Linked DNA regions of Homo sapiens: region 1 is linked to region 2. A link is a loop called in an ENCODE intact Hi-C map of the cell type or tissue named here. Cell type or tissue: adrenal gland. All regions are shown on one strand. Links, peaks and the distances in the headings refer to the core of each region. The heading gives the core; the rest is flanking DNA. Region 1 holds the start of LOC124902612 (a long non-coding RNA gene). Region 2 overlaps KCNQ1 (potassium voltage-gated channel subfamily Q member 1).

Region 1 (2,894 bases), core at 154-2,653, 210 kb after region 2:
AGCTCCCTGAGGTTGGCAGCCAGTGAGGCTCAAGACCAGAGATCCTGTCCCGGGTCACCCTTCCATCTGAGTCGGGGGCTGGGCAGGCTGAGGGGCAGGAGGTGGGAAGGGGCAGTGAGGGAGGCGAGAGGGTACCGTGAGGGCCAGGCCGATGCTGGTCAGGCTGGAGGCGACCTGCTGGTGTGTCCTCAGGAAGCTCCGGATGCCCTGAAGGCAGTCCTGTGAGAGGGCAGCAGGCATGGTACCCGCCCTGAGCGGCCCTCCCTGCCTGGACAAGCGGCCTCTGTGGGGCCATGGAGCTGCAGCGCCCACCTAGGCCAATGCCAGGGCAGCAGGGCGGCGGGTGCGGCACATTCCTAGGAAGCCCCCAGGGCTCTAGGGAAAGGCAGCACGAGCAGGTGAAGCCCAGTGGGACAGGGCTGGCCTCTGTGGGCACTCTGGCACTGCCCTGGGCCCGGCCGGTGCCGTCTCCCAGCTGTCCTGAGCGTCCATGTTGGGCCACACGTTGGCTCCCCTGGGCCGGGCCACTTCGAATTCACTCTGGGTTCCCAGCATCCAGCCCAGGGCCGGGCACAGCACCTTGGTGACCAGAGGGTGATGGCTAACAGGGAGGGCAGGAAGCCAGCTGGTGGAGGGGTGTGAGGGGGGTCCCCGCACAGTCCCAGCTTCCTGGTTCCATCCCAGGCTTCCAGTGCCACCCCAGGGCATGGCACCCAGAGGCATCTTTTCAGAAAAGGGAGGTGGCAGGCCTGTCTCTGAACCCTGGAGATGATGGCAACTGGGGCGGCCTGTGGAGGCCTCCGCAGGGTCTCAGGGCTCACCCTCCTGTCCCCCGCAGGCAGGTCTGCCTCCCTCCCGCCCATGCCAGCCCATCTGGGTGGCTCCGTGCCTGCCGCCTGTGCTGGCTCTTCCGGCTCCCCAGGAGGCTTTGCAGTCGGGCCCATGGCCCTGCCATCCCAAGGGTGCTCGAGGCAGGCCCTCGCTCCTGCTTTTCAGTCGGGGGCCTTTTCAGTCTCTCCTTGGGTGGCACAGGGGTCCTGACTGTTAGCCCTGCCCCCAATGCCGCTGGTCCCTCCCCAGCACCATCCTCAGCGCCAGCCCTTCTGCCCTCAGAGCCTTGGCTGTGGCTCCACCCCTCACCAGGCCTCCAGCCATTTGCTCTCCTCCCCTCTGTTTCTTGGAGGGTCGCCAGGTGCCTCCCACTGTGAGATAGGGTGGGTTTGTTTCCAGGACAGTAGGGGAGGGGAGCGGGGAGGGGAGCAGGGAGGGGGCAGGGTGGGCTGGGGGAGGGCTGCCGGGCACCAGGAGAAAGAGAGGAGGGCCCAGTCTCTCCCAGGGCCCTGGGGAGGAAAGGCTTCCTGGCCTCGGGCCCCGCTCTGTTGTTGCTGAAGCCCTGGCCACACCCTGGCCTACTTCTTCTCCTCTGAGTGCCCTTCAACTCCTTCTGATGCCCCCCAGGACGCCTGCACCCTTCCCCCTAGACAGAGCCCACCACACCAGCCCTGCAGCCCTTGGCACAGAGCCCTCATGGGTGCACTCCAAGAGGCTTCTGTGGACTTAGCTGGCCTTGGGAAGTCCCCAGGCTGGAACTGGCTTGAAGGAGTGAATGGCGCATGGGGCCTGCGTCCAGCTGGGCAAAGGGGCCTGTGTTTATGTCTTGAGCCCAGCCTGGCCACCCAATGGGCTTGGCGTACCATGAACCCTAACTAGCCTCCGATCACATCAGAACCTTCCCTGAGCCCTTCAGCGGCAGTTCCCAAGGGTCTGGGGAGGCCAAGGGGTGGGGTGGGAGGATGGCCCTGGGTCTTGGGGTTGGGCCCCAGGGTGTCCAGCCCCCGAGGGTCTTGCCTGGCCAGCATCCAGGTCCCCCCCTCACCTCTCTCGCCGCCTCCTCTCCCTGACACAGGTCAGCCTCTGTGCTCCCCAGACGGCTGAAAGGAGACTTCTTCCCACAGCACAGAAACTACAGGAACAGAAGGGAGGGAGTGGTGATGTGCTCCCGAGACCCCAGGAGGCGGGCAGCACATATGGGGAAACTGAGGCACCACAAGTATCCAGGTGGGGTTCCCTGCAGGCCAGGGCTGGGGCTACTGGTATTGCAGCTGCTTCTGCTGGGGCTCCAGCCATTGCACAGCCGGGCCCTGGTAAGGGGAGCTCTCTCAAGCTGCGCTGCCTGCCTGCTGGTGACAGAACACCTGCTGGAGCCAGGCAGCTTCCCCGCCCTGTTCACAGGGCCTGTGCGCTGTATGTGCTTTTATTTTTTCTTTTCTTTTTTTTTTTTTTTTAAAGTAGAGACAAGGTCTCCCTATGTTGCTCAGGCTGGTCTCGAACTCCTGGGCTCAAGCAATTCACCTGCCTCAACCTCCTCCCAAAGTGCTGGGATTACAGGTGTGAGCCACTATGTTCGGCCCCGTATTTGCTTTAATGCTCTTGAAATCCTTCAGTGTTTCTGAATACAGGGCCCTGCCCTCTCGTTTTGCACTGGGCCTCGAGAATCTGGTAGGCGGCCTTGTCCTGGGCAGACAGAGGGTGGGAGCTTTTTGCCCCCAGCCCTGAGGGGCAACTCTGGCCTGTGTCCTGGAACCCCCTCGGTGCCTGGCCAGACCTCTCACTGGCCACCCTGCGCCTGTTCTCTGAACTGCAGTCCAAGCAGAAGCTGACCGCCCTGCCACCCAGCCGTCCCCACGCTCACCACGTCCTGGATGGCCGCCAGCTCCTGCCGCCGGACGTGGGACGTACCTTTCATCGCCTGCTCATATACCAGGTCGTAGGTGTCCAGCATGGCGTCCTCCACCTGCACCGAGAGACCACAGGGAGGTCCTGGCCCTGGTGGGAGATCCGGGGACACAGCCCCCTCCCCACGACATCCCAAACGCTAGTGGGCCCTTAGTGCT
Region 2 (2,894 bases), core at 275-2,774:
AAAGGTAAAACGGACTCCCTAGAAATGAGACGGATACCACTGCCGAGGCCATCGCGAGAGGACTCTGGACCCCGGAGGGACGGGCTCCCCTGGCCAGGAAGACACAGTGCCAGAAAGCAGCATGAAACCAGCCCAGATCTGCCTGTGCATGCCGGGAGCTGAGTCGTGACACTCTCTTCCTTTGTAGATACTAGAACTATTCCACGACAAGACAGGAAAACACAAAAGCCTGGCCACGGAGAGGTGCTAGACCCAGTCCTGCCAGAGTCCTGCTGCTCACGGCCCACATTCAGGTGGCTTCCGTGGGGACCCCGTGGGCTCCAGACACAGCTGGCCCCCTGCACCCCACCTTCCAGGCAGCCTCACGGCCAGATCAACTTTGGGGTTTCCCACCAGGCTATGAGCCTGCCCTGCCCTGCTCTCAGCACCTGCCTGGCAGAAATGGCACAGACACCGCTCAGGCCAATGGAAGGGACCATCCAGGTGCCTGGGGTGGGGGCTGCTGCTGGGACACCAGCAGGGCCTGTGTGCCAGCCATAACCCAGGAACAGAGTCACCCAGACCCCAGGGACACGAAGGCTCGGGCAGGCCTTTGCTGGCCACACCAGCTCTACCCTACCTCCTCCTTCCTTCCTTCCAGCCCAGCCTGGAAGCCCCTCCTCCAGGAAGCCCTTTCAGACCACCAGCTCCAGGTTCCCCTCAGTCCTTGGTCCCCCTCGCCTGTGGCACATACATCCCAAGTCACTTGGCAAGTGTGGGGGCTGGGGAGGTGCCCCCTGTATCAGGGCAGGACCAATGTGTGGGCAAGGGGCTGGGAGTGGCTCTGCCCCCCACCTTATGGGGCCCAGCGCCAGGGAGATGCCAGCTTCCAAGGCAGCCATGACATCCAGCCATGCCCTCAGATGCTACGTACCATCCAGAAGAGAGTCCCCGTGGCCAGGGCGGCATACTGCTCGATGGTGGACAGCACGCTGAAGATGAGGCAGACCAGGACGATGAGGAAGCTGCAAGACAGGGACACGGCAGTCAGCATCACGGCCTCTGCCCATCCCACAGATGCACCTGGGGAGTGGAGGGGCCCCTGGCCTCAGCCCCGCCCCCAGGTAGGAACAGACAGTGCTTCGAAAACCCAGTCATCCATTAGCTGGTAAGCACACACTAGAGGTAGGTCCGCACGAGGGATGCCGTCCCGCCACGGGAAGGGACGAAGCACCAACACATGCTGCCACGTGGATGGGTCCGAGAAACATGGCGCCAAGGCCAGACACAGACAGGTGACCACCTGCTGACCACCTGCAGTGTGGCTACGCCCTGGACAGCCAGAGCCACAGAAACAGAAAGCAGGCTGGTGGCTGCCCCAGGGCGGGACTGCTGTGGGCGTGGGGTTTTCTTTTGGGGTAATTAAACGTTCTGGATGTGGATGGTGGTGGTGGCTACACAACTCTGAACATTCTAGAGCCACTTAGGGCCCTAGAGCCACAAATGAACTGCAGTGTGTAATTACGTCTCTACAAAGCTGATTTTACAAATCACTTCCAGAGAGCAGTCAACGCCCCCTGTCCAGGAGTTCAGGGCCCAGGGCAGGGGTGTTGGTGGTCACAGCACAGAAGCCAGCCCGCCAGGTGGGGGTCCTGACACCTGCACCAAGCGTCTGCTTCCCAGAGGAGCCTCCAGGCGGCAGGCTGTGGGCCGCTCTCCTCCAGTTTCACTTCCTCCTTTCCAAGGCCCCGAGGCCGAGCCACAGAACTCATGAAAGGGAAGGCGCACAGAGCCCCACCCTGGGGCCAACGTTCTGGGCCTGTGGGCCCGCAGAGAAAAGACGGGCCGCCTTCTCTGATCGCCGGAACCATAAAGATAGGGAGCTGCTGCCACTGCAAACGTACCCTCCAGGGCCCGCCCGGCCTTCCTCCCGCCTCTAGGGGGATTCCCACGGGCTCCGGAGACTCCAGGGACCCCCGTGGATCCTCAGCGACCGGAGAGCCAGGAGATGGCCACATGGCCCCCAGGGCCAGGGGAGACACAAACAGAGAAAGCCACACACAGACCCTGGGGGCCCCGGCATAGATCCTCTGCCTGGCATAGGGTGCCCCAGGCTCCCTCCGCTCCCTGAGATCCTGCCATCCTGAGTGGCTTCTAACCCACCCCAGGACAGCCAGAAGGCCCCCTGCATTGCCTCTCATCCAGCCTCCTGAAGTCAGCCCCACCCAGAACCCATCCTCTTCCACCTGTCCAGATGTGGACAGCCCAGCCCACCCTCCCCAGGCCCCCAGAGCCCACAACAAACAGGCTACCTCCCAGCACAGCCTGCCTCGGCTCATCCTCCTGCTGCACGGAGGTTTCTGGGGAAGGTGGGGCTCTGGCCCCCCACCCCCTTCCCCAAGCTCCTGTGGACAGGACAATCCTTTCCTGGCCTCTGGTAGCCCTACCCAAAGGCCCTTGAGGGCTCACTCAGCCAAAGACCCTGCTCAGGCCCCCTCCCTGGGTTCCTCCCTCCCCACAGCCATAGTCCCGCTGCTGGGACTGGGGCCAAAACCTGCAGCTACCATTTCCTCAGCCACCTGCCTCACCGACACCCTGTCCCTGCCACACCGGTCAGCTCTACCTGCAGAGCCGAACCCAGCCAGCCCCTGTCTGCACCCTGCCCATCCATCCTCATCTCCCCCTGACCACAGTGCCCACCTCCACCCTCGGCGCCCCCAGCCCACACACCCAGCCAGTCAGTGAACCCTCCATGTCGTGCCCCAGTATTTACACCACGATGGCCCCAGATCACCCCAGCTCCTCCCGGCCCTTGTTGCCAGTCCTGACTGTGCCCAGCCCGGCCCACCTCAGGGCCCGTGCACCTGCTGCTGCCCAGCCTAAAAGCCCAGCTTGAGGGTCCTGCCAGCGGGCCC

What was found. Peaks named below come from ENCODE experiments on the same cell type or tissue, not always from the same donor. Only the 100,000 strongest peaks of a DNase experiment are listed, where the experiment ranks them.
Region 1: it touches region 2 in a loop (2.6-fold over the local background); 59 of 110 quality-filtered maps call a loop at or near these places.

The regions. Positions count from the first base shown.
Region 1 is chr11:2,313,554-2,316,447 of GRCh38, reverse strand. It overlaps TSPAN32 (tetraspanin 32), which reads right to left. Exons shown (of 10, transcript NM_139022.3): 5 at 2,693-2,794; 6 at 1,877-1,963; 7 at 136-219. LOC124902612 (a long non-coding RNA gene) reads left to right here and starts at 1,961. Exons shown (of 2, transcript XR_007062552.1): 1 at 1,961-2,058; 2 at 2,645-2,894. In adrenal gland, for the core only: no CTCF peak of the experiment used is centred there; DNase peaks (open chromatin) are centred at 1,347 and 1,444; H3K27ac peaks cover 1,341 bases.
Region 2 is chr11:2,526,038-2,528,931 of GRCh38, reverse strand. It overlaps KCNQ1 (potassium voltage-gated channel subfamily Q member 1), which reads right to left. Exons shown (of 16, transcript NM_000218.3): 2 at 914-1,004. Among named protein-coding and RNA genes, the nearest start is that of KCNQ1, 82 kb to the right of the region's middle. RefSeq lists a silencer at 1-126. In adrenal gland, for the core only: a CTCF peak has its summit at 1,630; no DNase peak of the experiment used is centred there; H3K27ac peaks cover 2,500 bases.